Linked DNA regions of Homo sapiens: region 1 is linked to region 2. Evidence: chromatin contacts called from ENCODE Hi-C or POLR2A ChIA-PET data. All regions are on one chromosome and are shown on one strand. Each heading gives the region's core, a stretch centred on a gene start or an enhancer-like site at or near the end of the contact. The rest is flanking DNA. Distances are from core to core; before and after follow the strand shown.

Region 1 (6,910 bases), core at 2,602-5,101, 240 kb after region 2:
TTATTTCCTTCAGTTTTCTTTTTAGGAGAGTTGACTGAACTATTTCAGGAAAGAAGATGTCTTACTTTCCTTTGCCTAGTAAGCCTTGCTGCTTTTTGAACACAGTGCATTTTCTTCAAAATATACCCACTACTTTAGGTGGTCTTAATGAATGAATAATATGTAATTGTGTATACTTTTCTAAAATTCTTTGAAACTTCCAGGAAGGAAGGTCTCATTAAATATCTATTTGAATTTTAGTGAAAAGAACAAAAAAAAGCAATAACAAATTAAGACCTTTGATTCATGTGTACTAGCAGTGGTTTTATTTTGGTAGCTAGTGCTGTGATGTAATTGAAGCAGTATTTTCATATAGAAGCATTTTTTACTTTTATGTTCTTTCTACTTGTTAGAAGTATTCTTTTATTATGGTTACTTTTGAATGTATGTTTCCCTTGCACTAACTCAGAATACAGCCTCACTTCACAGCGCTTAGATTTGATTCCTGCATTCATACTGTTTGCATTTGAGGGTCCTGGTGACTGCAGTAATCTCCACCTCCTCCAGAGCCAGAGAGAAAGAAATGGCCACAGCTACTTTGTCATCTTTTGTCACTGGTCTCAATAGAGGGTCAAGCGTGCTTACCACATGGAGGATGCTTCAGAACAACAAGGGAAAGAATTAGAGTGTTGCCTGGGTACTGCCCACGCTGCTATATGAACAGTGAGAGAGGTTATATTTTCCTAAGCCTCGCTTAAAGCATTCCCAACTAACAGATTTTCTGTTTCTAATGGTTTGAACTTTTGTTTTTAAGTTGTTATTTGGGCATGTGGTTGTAGGGCATAGATTATCTCCTAATTTATTGCTTTCTTAATTTGACATTGGAATTTAGACTTCAGAAACAAAAAATGCAATACTTTGAATTATCTTCTTTCCATAAGTTCCTGATTTAAAATGAAAATGTCCCCTTAACTGCTAATTACGAGATATCGTATAAAGCATATGATACTTACAGTATATCTTTTTTGGTTGTTTTATAAGATGAAGATTACAAATATGATATTTAGCACATCCTGGCTCTTCTTGAAAGCAGGGACTATGGCTCTTTTACTAAAGGACAAATAGTGCCTAAGGAAACAGGAGGGTGTAGGAGAAAGAATTCAGCTTTGTGGTCAGATAGACCTGGGGGGTTGAATTTCACTTCTCTCTAGCTGTATGGTGTTGGGCTAAACACTGTCTCTAGAGCGGCTTCCTCACCTTTCAAATAGGGATGATACTCCTTTAGGTAACGATGTTATTGGTAGGATTTGATATAATAAGTATAAAGTGCCTAAAACAATGCCTGTAAATGGTAATTTCTATTAGGATGGATCATAGATTTAGGATTAGAATTTACACTAAACCTACCTTATTCATAGATTTGTCCAGAATCATAGCAGGAAATCTACTCCATAAAGTAGCTCTAGCCTCTGGTGCCTAGTAGAGGTGATGTATTAGGATAGTACTTTAAAACTTTTACCCCAATTAAGAGCAGAGGAAAATGAATGGCTAGATTAGCCATCCTGAGGGTTTAATCTGAAATGGTCCATAGAAGACATATCATTTTCTTTCTGAAAAACTTATTTCAACTTTGCATTCAAATATAAATATATATTTCAATATAGGTATTTCTTCCCCTCATTAAAAAGTCTTTAAAATTGTTGTTCCAGGAAGATGAGTAGTATTTATCTTGTAACATTGAGTTATTATACCCAGGCGCACTACCAGGAACACTTCTGATGTACAAGTGCCTTCAATAATTGTTTCAGAAGCACAATTTTGAGATAAGTTAAAGTGCCCTGGGAAAGAGCATTGTTTATTTTTGGAGCCTTAGCCCAAAATGACTCGGACTCATGCTACAAAATGATAACGCTCTTCATCAGTTGTATAGAGCTCCTTCTTTATGGCCAGCTTTCCTAGAGATATTTTAGACTTCTTTAGATGTCCCCAAAGGCACAATAACCACGTAAGAAGGGAAGCCACAGGAAGGCAGATTGCAGCAGAAAATGAATGGTCAGGGTTCTCTAGGGGTGGCTGCACTGCCTCCAGTGGTGGTGAGTTCTCCACCTCCAGAGAGTGAGACACCCTTGACTCAAGTTTTAGATGAGAGAAACAATCAAGCAGCCTCTGAAGTTCCCCTTGAATTCAAATTCTTTGCATCCAGAAGAGAAGTATTTTGTGACCAGAAAGATACAGATTGACTGCAATTGACCTTTTCTATGCCAGACCATTGGTTAACTGAAGAGAGTAGACTCTCCAGACAGGCAGTGGACTCAGCCTACACCAAAACACACAGCAAGCCTTCTGTGCCTTTCCCCAGGACAGTGACTCTTCTTTTCTCTCTGAAGCTGTGGTTCTATGTAGGAAACTACATAGGGTGAAGCTAAAAGGTAGGATGGGCCAGCCTATGTAGGGTAAGGCTTTTTAACTCTATCGCATGGGCAGTGTGCTGACATTGCATACTTTTTCAGCACCTCTTCAGATCGGTATATAAAGTAGATTAACCTGACAGCAGATGGCGGTTGGTTGGAGGGGCCTGCAGTAAAGGAGAGCAGTTTGGAGAATGCCACGGCATGCAGACGCACACTGTGGAGCTGAGCACTCAGTCGGTGATGTGGCTCACTCACCAGGGGAAGGACAGAGGTGAGATAGGGCAAGAGTCAGTTGCTGAAGTCACTACTCCAAAGGGCTAGATAGAAAGGTAGGGAGGAGGAATGGAGAGCCAGAAAAGGAGCCAAAATGATTAGCTATTTTACTAGAGCAGGTCTGTCCTAAAGGCTTGGCTGCCATTCTCTAGCTGGGACCTTGACGAATCACTTCCTCCCTAGTGCCTCAGTTTTCTTGTCTTCAAAATGAGGATGATGCTACCTATCCTGAAGGGTTATTGTGAGGATTAAATGAGATGATGGGGTGAAAGTGATTTGTAAACTAGGAAGTCTATCATGCAAACCGCATGATAGACTTCGGATAGAGGCAGCAGGTATACCTTTCAGCTTTCTGTCTTGCCAAATGAACATTTGTATCCTCTCACCTGGTGTCCAAGATGAAGGTGCTGGTTCAGTGAGATAACTCTTATCCAGCCTAATCTCAAGACTTCCTTTCATGCTCTCTCTCTCACACCTAGCAATAAATGCCAAAAGCCTAATAGCCCCCCAAACCTTGATCGTTTCAAGAGGATCCTTTCAAAGGAAACCTGCCTTTCCTCTCTCCTTGAGGAGAAACCAAAGCAGTCCAGTGAATAAAATTCATATTTTTCTCCCAGGCTGATTGAAATGGCTGGCCGTGGGAGCCCAGGGCCTTTTTGTAGGACTGTTTTATTTATTTATTTTATTATTATTATTATTTTTTTTTTGAGACAGAGTCTCGCTCCGTCACCCAGGCTGGAGTGCAGTGGCACAATCTTGGCTCACTGCAACCTCTGCCTCCTGGGTTCGAGCCATTCCGGATTCGAGCCATTCTCCTGCCTCAGCCTCCCCAGTAGCTAGGACTACAGGTGCCTGCCACCATGCCTGGCTAATTTTTGTATTTTTAGTAGAGTTGGGGTTTCACCATGTTGGCCAGGCTGGTCTTGAACTCCTGACCTCAGGTGATCCACCTGCCTCAGCCTCCCAAAGTGCTGGGATTACAGGAGTGAGCCACCGTGCCTAGCCTGGACTTTTCCAATTAGGCTGTGCCGGGGCTGCTGTGAAACTGTTTTCCTGTGAAGACAGTGATTTTCTCCTTAGGGTGGCTGCTGTCACACGGCACTGCCCCTTTCCTTATAATACTTGATCACAGACACAGTAACATCTGTGCCTAGATCACAAGCCATACTTACTCAGGACGATTTTCCTCTTAAAGCACCAGGGAGGGAGAGGCCCTTGTCAGAATTCTCACGACTGAATCATTGCCATGAGCTAATGTCTCCAGTTTTATGAGTCAGTGCTGGCCCAGGCATCGGTTTTGTAGGTTTAAAAAAAAAAAAAAAAAGACATGGGTTAGACTCCCCTAATATCAGTAGCTTGTTCAGGGGGAAAGCAAACTGAGCTATCATCAGACAGCAGCATTTTAGAAATCAGATGTTTGGTTCCTCTCCTCTGTAAGGATATAGAATAAGTGGAAGAATTTCAGAATTAAAAATAATAGTAATAAAAGCTCTCTGATTTGTGCGTGTGTTTTGTTTTGCTTCTGGCAAAGAAGGTAAAATGGTGTGTTTGGGAGATGAATGTTCTTGTAATAGGCAAGATGTAGCTTGCAGGAGAACATCTGCAACAAACCCTTATTCTGCATGAGATACAGCCAAGACCTGTTTGTGTGTTAGTGCCTGTTCAAACATGTCTAATTTTTAAAATGATTTATAAAGTTTTGGAGGAATCACCTTAAAATGTTATTTCCTCATATAATAGGCATATACATTCACAGCGTGGTGGCTAAACTATACACCCTGTTGGAGTTTGAGCAGTGCCAATATTGAGCTAAGTGATATAAAAATGGTTATCAATATGAAGTAGATAGAAAAGTATTAGGAATATCTGCAATCATTCGTGAGTCTACCGATTAATCCAGCAGCAGGCAAAAATAAATTATGCTTTCCACGTTTTTAAATGTTCTTGGTAGAGAATTTATGCAAAGAATAAAAGGGAAATACATGGATATTTGCTTCAAAATACCCAGAGGTATTGCTCAAAACTTGATTAAAAATAAAATAACAGAATTGGGGATGGACGTCAATAAGAAAGAATAAGCTTAAATAATATCAGTATCTATTAAACAACATGATTTTTAATTGTGTCTTCTCTATTCTTTCCCTTTATCATATATTTACACATAATAGGAAATGCCTTTTAGGAAAGATAGTGGAAGCCTTCTCTTTTGTTTTTAACAGCCATTGCTTATGTAGTGCTAATGCATCTTCTTAAATCCACGTGCTTTAAAAAAAATAATATTTTATGGTAGTCATGTACTTCTCAACACATCATTTGGAAAGAAAGTTAGGGGTATGCGCTGTAATTTGTACCCAGTATTCAGAGTTTACAAGAAAGATTGCTCTTCCCTGCAGCCTCTCCACCCTTCCCCCTCCTTCTCTCTCTCCCCCACTTGCTTCTTGCTCCTTGTTTCTTTCTCTGAAGAAGGACGTGAGCTACATGGAGGACAGGGCAGAAAAGGGAAGAAAAAAATAGGAAATGGTGAGAAAAATATTAAGGACATTTAAAACTTAAAGTTTTATGGTTCTTTTTAGCTAAATGAATCTTTTGAGCTTCCATGGGGGAAATTAGTGTAATTAAAATTTTCTAGTTCATAAAACCAAATCTTTACATACTGACTGAGCCCACTGTAAGTATTGACTAAGGCAAGGACAAATGTTATCCTCTGACTTGGAAAATTCAAAAGAAGCATTTTGTCTCTTAAATGAAGGTAGGTTGATTATATTTGATGAGCTTCTTGGAAAAGGCATTGATTAGTCCACATCCAGAAATTTAACTTCCCTTTTGCTTATACTACTTGAAAAATGATTTTATGGACACCGTGATGTAAACAATGAGTCTCTCTAGGAAGGGATACTGTGTATATTTTTTGTTTTATTTTTAACTTTCTGGCATTCCAAGACACATACAGTTTTTATTTGAGGGAAATATTCGTAAAATAGAATACGAAGGAACTATTCCAAAGTCAGGAGTTGAGTGAAATATCCCAATTAAAAAACTGAAAGGATTGTTTATCAGTAAGTTGCAGGATATGTGTAGAGCTCCACAACATGAAAATTCAGTATTAATAATTTTGGCTTGAAATATTTTCAGTTCTATCTCCTTATAAGCTTCAGAATTACTAACCACCGAAACTGGTGTAACTAAGAGGACGCATAGCATGAGTCTCATAGGATCTCTCCAACTGGTGCCTTGTAATTTTGTATGGTATGCATGTGCACACATGTCCCAAGATGCGTTTGTTGAGGCTTAGTTGAAGGCCCCATACTATGAGGTCTCAAATGTTAGAGTTCACTGAACAGCACCTTTAGTTTCAACATGCATTTTCTAAGCACTGGAAGGTACACATTGAAGAAAAACAGATATAACTCCACAGTTGACTAGCTGGGTTGACTAGGCAAGTGACCTGATGCTTCTGAGACTCAATTTTCTCTTCTGTGAGGTGAAAATAATCTCCATTGAAGGCTTTTGAAAGTTCAATATATGAAGCCCATAATATAGTTCCTGCCACTGAGCAGGGCCTTGATAAATTGTGCTAGTTATTATTAAGGCTAGACACTATTGGGTAATTATATTAATAGATAAGTTAGCCCTTTCTCAAAGAGCTCACAGTCAAGAAGGGCAAACTGATAAACCTAGTTGTAATTTAGTGTGACAGGTGCTATAATCTGTCTGGAATGTTCCCCTAGCCACCACCACCTCTGTCTGCCATGCAGACTCCTACTTATTCTTTAAAACTCATTGGAAGCATTAATTGTAGATGAACACTTGCCTTGTGATACCCACCCCCCACCAGCTCCCCCTTACAGACACGTACTCAGGAGTTCAGAGGCAGTAGCTTTGACCTTTCATCTCTGGGTCTTAGTGCTGGCACATATAATGGGTCTTAACAAATATTTTTCAGGTAATACCTATTACCTAAACAAAGTGGAATGTAGTACAGAAAACTGATTTTGCTAGTTTCACAGAAAACTTTGCATTTAAAGTTGGGCCTTCAAGGATAAGCAAAGTCTTGGGAAAAATAAGAATAGATATTCCAGGTAGAGGGACCAGGGTAAGTAAAGGCATGGAGACATGAATGTGTTATGTAAGTCTAGGAGTGGGAAGCAGTTTGGTATACCTGGACCATAGAAAGTTTGCAGGAACAGGAGTAGCAGGAAATGAGGCTAGAGAGAAGTCCACAGAGCCAGATTGAGATGGGCTGTGAA
Region 2 (6,980 bases), core at 441-2,940:
TCATTCCTCTTTGTAAAGGTATAGTTTTGTTACTTCTCCAACCTAGTCAAATTACTCCAAAAATGTTCCAGGATGTTTGCTTTTCTTGAAAGCCATGGCAGCTAGAACTGTACCCTTGGTATGGTTTCTTGGTTTGGAACACGATACTCCTCTGTTTGGAAACACCCTGTCATGAACGTAGCCTACATTTGTACTATTCATTTCAAATAGCCACACTACTTGACGACGACAACAACAACAACAAAAGTCCTATGTCTTTAACTTGTGCCTCTGCTAATCACATCACCCTTACTTTGTGCTTTTTCACTTCTATGTATGGTCCTAATGCAGAGCAGTTTAGTTTTCCCTTTTCAGTTTTGCAATATTTGATGTGGTTCGCTTTCCAATCTAGAAAATGATCCTTTGCACCCTCAGTGTGTCATCCTCTGTGTCAACCTCTGTGTATCTCTGAGATTATTTTTAGTAACTTTACCAATTTATCTCTCTCTTCTCTTTCTAGTCATTAGTAAGCAGCAAAACTTTCATTTTAGATAATTAGCAACACAGGGAGAGGAGATAGGCATAAAATAGTGGATGTGAAATTGAGCTTTCCTCCTGCCAAAATAGAGCTCTCACCAACTGCTTTTTTGTTCTTGCTGCTTTGATGAATCGACTGATTCATTAACTTATTTAAGATATGAGGAATTGAACCTTTCACTTTTTTCCTGCTACCTAATTTTCACTTCATCTGCATTAATAATAATAACTGCGTTGTGACCACCTGGAAATAATTGTACATCCAAATAATTGTCATCTCCTCTCTAGCCAATTTTGTAATTCAAGTTCCTTCTCTGGGAGAATTCAAGGAACTTCATTTCAGAGACTGTGCTGTCTTTAAATATTTTAAGGAATATCAAGGGTAAGAGGAATTAACATGAGGCCCCAAGAGGGAGAATTAAACATTTCATTGGGTAGAAATTGTAGTGAGTCATATTTTACTTTAATGTAGAGAGAAGAACTCTGTTAGAATCAATGCCATTTGGAAATAGAACTGGCCATCTTGTGAGGAAATGAGTTCCCTATCAAAGACAATGTTCAGGCAAAAGTTAGATATTACTTCAAGGGGCTGTGGAAGACTGCATCAGACAGAACATTTGATAACCTTTCTTATAAGATCCTCATCAGTCTGAGATTTCAGTACTCTGTAAAGACAGAACAACTGGAGAGGGTAAGAGAGAATACCTTTAAATATTTTAGCACCAGGGAAACATGCCTTTCTACCTTTTTAAGTTTCTTATATTTGTGGTAGTAAAATTCTAAGCTCAGAGTCTGTGCCTGATAAATTCTCTCTGAAGAGTTACAGGCAAAATGCCCAGTTTTGCCTTACAAGCCATGTAAATCCAGTAATAGGAAATTATGTACATTGAATTCCCCTTCCACCTTCCAAATGCCTAGGGCTGGTAAAAGGGCAGTAGAAACTAAGTGGGAGGAAGCTGGGTTTTACAACTTAAGATACGTTAGGTTGGTTGGTTGGATTTTTAGTAGTTTGAAGCTACTAATTTTTTTTCACACTCAGTATGTGTCCAGAGTTAACAAGAGAGATATTCTTATCACTGAAACTCAAGAAAAAAGGCTGATGAAGGCTGCATTTGGATACATGATTCCATGATTGCAGAAGAAAAAAGAACACTGTGAATCACGTCCTGACTCTTGAAACTTCTATCCAGATTCTGGGAAGATAGTAGTGGTGTCATGCCACTTGGTTTTGTAATTCTCTGCCTTTTTCCCTAAGGGGTTATTACTAAGCACCCTAGTGATAATTCCTTTTATATTTCAAGAGAAATATTTTCAAAAAAATTTCTTCTGTGACTCAGCATGATAAAACAACATCAGCCGGCACTATGCATTTTCAGTTCTCCCGAATCTTGGAATTGAGAGAGAAACAGCTAATTCTCTCCATAGGTTTTCGGTTATGAATTCTGTATCCAAGAAAGCTAGATCTGGAAAGATCCTTAGAGATCATCGATCCTCTCATTTTGTAAATGTGGAAACAAGGTCAGCAAAAAGGACTGGCAGTTCAATAGCATGTGGTGATTCAGCAATACAGCCTTCAATGACATAGATCATACAATGCTCTTTTTCAGTGATCTTTCTAAACCATGTGTTATCCCTTCCCAGAACTATTGGCAGGTGTGGTTTTATAATGTGCACTGCCTGGTATATAAATATGTATTACCTCAGAATTAGCTGAAATCAATCAGGCAAGTCACCAGTATGAAAAGCTATCCACAAGACCTCTTTTTATTTTGATAGGGTGGGGATTAGAAGCTAAAGAACAGAAGGACATCAGACACTTGAGTGGAAGGAGATATAGCCATTAATGTTGAAAAGAGATCAGAAAAAAGAAAGCCAAGAGGAGAGAACAAGTTGAACAGGAATATAGTATCAGTTCTATTGATTGTGGGTGCCAGTGGCAGCTATGCACAATGGTATCTGCCAAGTGCAGACATGCGGCTTCACTGGAATACTGACACAGAGCAGAGTGACACATGGTAGCATGCTTTGCAAGTTTATGAGTTATTGTCAATGCTTCCAACTTGATTATAAGGGACCTTTGTTCCAAAGGTTGTGTTAATTGAGGTATCACTGTAATGTTACACATGGCTTATATAAGATGTTGATAAAATTAGAAAGTAGGGTACTGAGATGTCTGGTTCCTCACCCACCTAGCCCTCCAAATCCCGCAGGTGGGCTCATTGAACTCTCTCTGGAGGTGAACACTATCGTAAAGTCTGCATCCAAAATCCATTCACTTTTTCATTTATTCATACATTCGTTTTCATTCAACAAACACAAGGATACCTGTGTTAGCAAGCCAGTTGCATCCACTAACACATAAAAGTCTTACAACAGCATGCAATAAGTTTGACCAGACCTCTTATATATGATCTTTTTATTAGCAATATTGAGGCCAGTCTATCAACAAACATGTTTCTAGATTTATCAGGTTAGTGTTTTTATATATATATATGTATCTAAAACACATTTCCATGATGCCTAAATGCCTTCATATATTGTTGTTAAAATTAAATGCATAACAAAATAAATATGCATTTCAAATGATTATATTTTATTGATTTTGCAAAGCTATAAGAATGAAAATACGACTCAAGGAAAACATAGCAGAGAGGAAAGTAACATCAGCAATATGGTGGTATAAGAGTCTCCAGCATATATCCTTTCAAAGAAAAATGAATTTAAAAACCATCCAGTCATAAAAATAACTTCACAACAGATAAGGACTCCAGATGAGAGATTGCGGTGCCTAGGTGGAGCACAGAAATGATAAAAGATACATTGAAGAGGTTATAAAGGACAGTTTCACACTACCCATGTCAGCCTCCTGCAAGCTCCTGGAGTGCACTGTGGAGAGAGATACCTTCAAGGTAGAGGAAGGAGAGTAAAGTCAACATTTGGTTTTGCCATGGACATACTCCATTAACTCTAGTGCCAGACTGGCTCCTGCAAACCGCAGCTCCAGGCCCGCCCTAGTGCCAGGCCATCCTCACTGGAACAAAGCACCAGCCAAGCCCTTGTGAACCCAGAAACCAGGTTTGCCTGCCAACTGACCCAGGATTCAGGTCAGCCCACCTGAGGACTGAAACAGCATGTCTACCCACAGACCCAACGAGCTGCTCACACAAAATTAAGCCAGCTGACTGGTAAAGGGCTTTCCTTACCAAAATCAGTCTGTAAAGATTAGAAGAGGTGCTTACTTCTTAAAATACACAGACACCAATGAAAGATATCCAAAAAAATCTAGAGAAAGGAATCAAAGCAAACCACTACAAAAAAAAAAAAGATCATCAACACACACCAAAAAAAGAAAAAAGAGAACTACTGAGTATATAGAAAATGATTAACCAAATGACAATAGTAATTCCTTCCTGTCAATAATACTTTAAACATAAATGGGTTTAATTCTCCAATCAAAGACATGGAATGGCAAACGTGACTAAAAAAAGAGAGAGAGAGAGAGAGATATCAAAATGTATGCTTCCTACAAGAGACTCACTTTAGCTTTAAAGACACACATAGGTTGAAAGTGAAGAGATGGGAAAAGATATGCCACATAAATGGTAACTACAAGAGAGCAGGGGTGACTATACTTACACAGACTTTAAGTCAAAAACTGTCACAAGAGGCAAAGAAGGTCATTATATAATGATAAAAGAATCAGTTCATCATGAGGATATAACAATTGTAAATATGCATGAACCCAATATTGGGGTACCTAAATATACTGAGCAAATATTACAGAAATGAAGAGAAAAGTAAACAGCAACAGAGTAATAGTAGAGGACTTATATAACCCCACTTTAAACAATGGATATGTCATCCAGACCGAAAACCAAAAATGATACAGCAGAATTAAACAACACTGTGACCAAATGAACCTGATAGACATATGCATAACACTTCAGCTAACAGCAGCAAAACATACATTTTTTCAAGAACATATGAAGCATTCTTCAGAATTCTTTATATATTAGCCCACAAAATAAGTCTTGACAAATTTGAGAAGATTAAAATCATCTCAAATACCTTTTCCCTACCACAATGGTATGAAACCCAAAGAAATACTAGGAAAAAAACAGAAAAAAGTCACAAATATGTAGAAATTGGGCATCCTATTCTTGAACAACCAATGGGGAAAAGGGAAATCAAAATATATCTTGAGACAAATGAAAGAAAAAAATATACCAAAATTCACTGGCTACAGCAAAAATATTTCTAAGTAAGAAGTTTATAGCAATAAATGCCTACTTGAAGAAAGAAGAAAAATCTCAAATCAACAACCCAATTTTACACTTCAAGGATCTAGGAAAAGGAGAACAAAGAAAGCCCAAACATAGTAGAAGGAAAGAAATAACACAAATAAAAGCAGAAATAACAGCAGAGACTAAGAAAACCCTATAGAAGAGATCAATGAAAGTAAGAGTTAGTTTTGCAAAGATAAACAAAATTGACAAACATTTACCCAGACTAAGAAAAAATGAGAGGGCTCAAATAAAATTATAAATGAAAAAGAGGACATTACAATTGATATGACAGAAATACAAAGGATCACTAAAGACTTTTATGAACCATCATATGCCAACAAATTGGGCAACCTAGAAAAAAATGGATAAGTTTCTAAAAATACACAACTTAACAATACTAAGTTATGAAGAAATAGGAAATCTGAATAGGCCAACAATGAGTAAAGAGATTTAATCAGTAAACTAAAACCTCCTAGCAAAGAAAATCCTATGACCTAATGCCTTCACTGGTGAATTCTAACAAACATTTATAAAGAATTAACACCATTTCTTGTCAAACTCTTCTAAAAAAATTAAAGAGGAGGGAACACTTCCAAAGGTATTTTATGAGGCCAGCATTACCTTGATAGCAAAGTCAGACAAGCATAATAAAAGAAAGGAAATTAGCCAATATTCCTAATTTACATATATACAAAAACCCTTCACAAACTACTAGCAGACAAAATTCAATAGAACATTAAAAGGTCCATACAGCACAATCAAGATTTTTTCCAGGAATGCAAAGATGGCTCAAAACATGCAAATCAATAAATGTGATATATCACATTAACAGAATGAAGGATAAAATTACGTGATCATCTCCATAGATCCAGAAAAAGCATTTGACAATATACAACATCATTTAATGGTAAACATTTCAACAAATCAGATATAGAAAGAATGTAGCTCACACAATGAAGGCCATATACAATAAGCCATAGCTAACATCATACTCAGTGGTGAAAAGCTGAAAGCTTTTCTTCCCAGATTAGCAAAGAAGAATGCTGACTCTCACCATTTATATTTAATATAATTCTGGAACTCCTAGCCACAGCAATTAGCCAAGAAAAATAAATTGGCATCCGAATCAGAAAGGAAGAGATGCAATGTTGTCTGTTTGCAGATACATTATGTATATTAAAAAAAAAACACTAAAGACACTACCAAAAAAAAACCCGTTAGAATTAATAAATTCAGTAAAGTTGTAAGATACAAAATCCATCTACATTAATTAGTTAAGTTTCTATATACTAACAACGAACTATCAAAAAGCAAATTAAGAAAACAATTCTACTTAGCCTAAAAAAATACTGAAGAATGAATTTAGTCAATATGGTAGAAGACCTGAAAACTGAAAACAAAAAATTGATTTTAAAATGAAAGAAGACACAAATACATGAAAAGACTTACTGTATGCATGGATTCAAAGAACTAATATTGTTTAAATGCCCACACTACTCAAAGCAACATACAGAGTCAATGCAATCTCTAACAAAATTCCAATGCCATCTTTTACAGAAATAAGAAAAAAAAATTTAAAATCATATGGAACCACAAAGCACCAAATAACCAGCAACCTTGAGCAGAATAAACAAAGCTAGAGGTGTCATAATACCTGATCTCAAAATATATCAGAAAGCTACTTTAATAAAAACAGCATGGTACTGGCATAAACACTGACATTATAGACCAATGGAACAAAATAGAAAGCTTTGAAATAAATCCAGGTATTTATGGTTTATTGGCCTTCCATAAAGGTACTAAGAAATACAATGAGTAACAGATAGTCCTTTTAATAAATGCTACAAGGAAAAATAAATATCCACACGCAGAAAAATAAAATTGGACCCTTGTCTACCACAATACACAAAAATCAACTCAAAATGGATTAGAGACTTAAACATAAGGCCTGAAGCTGTAAAACTACTGGAGGAAAACATAGAGAAAAAGCTTCTTGACATTGGTGTGGGAAATTATATTTTGGATATAACTCCTAAAGTTCAGCCAACAAAAGCAAAATAGACAAGTGGGATTGCATCACACTAGAAAACTATTGCACAGTAAAGGAAACAATCAACACAGTGAAAAGATAATCTACATAATAGGAGGAAATACTTTCAAACCATTTATCTGATAAGG

Evidence for each region. Hi-C counts contacts between places; a loop is a spot of excess contacts on that map. ChIA-PET counts read pairs that join two places held with the same protein, here RNA polymerase II (POLR2A). Pooled maps may share reads with other maps.
Region 1: a loop to region 2 is called in a pooled map, with 5 times the contacts of the local background. The contact joins two enhancer-like sites. A Hi-C loop is called at or near these places in 1 of 168 maps with a recorded cell type or tissue (MCF 10A) and 3 of 50 pooled maps. POLR2A ChIA-PET finds 5 or more read pairs at or near these places in 2 of 52 experiments (MCF 10A and activated CD8-positive, alpha-beta memory T cell).

The regions. Positions count from the first base shown.
Region 1 is chr3:189,820,865-189,827,774 of GRCh38, forward strand. All of the region lies in intron 4 of TP63 (tumor protein p63), which reads left to right. Among named protein-coding and RNA genes, the nearest start is that of MIR944, 5.6 kb to the right of the region's middle. Within about 2 kb of position 3,852, at least 4 of the 41 ENCODE cell types and tissues checked have a DNase peak (open chromatin) inside an H3K27ac peak, as active enhancers do.
Region 2 is chr3:189,586,886-189,593,865 of GRCh38, forward strand. No RefSeq gene overlaps it. Among named protein-coding and RNA genes, the nearest start is that of TP63, 41 kb to the right of the region's middle. RefSeq lists an enhancer at 63-202. Within about 2 kb of position 1,691, at least 5 of the 41 ENCODE cell types and tissues checked have a DNase peak (open chromatin) inside an H3K27ac peak, as active enhancers do.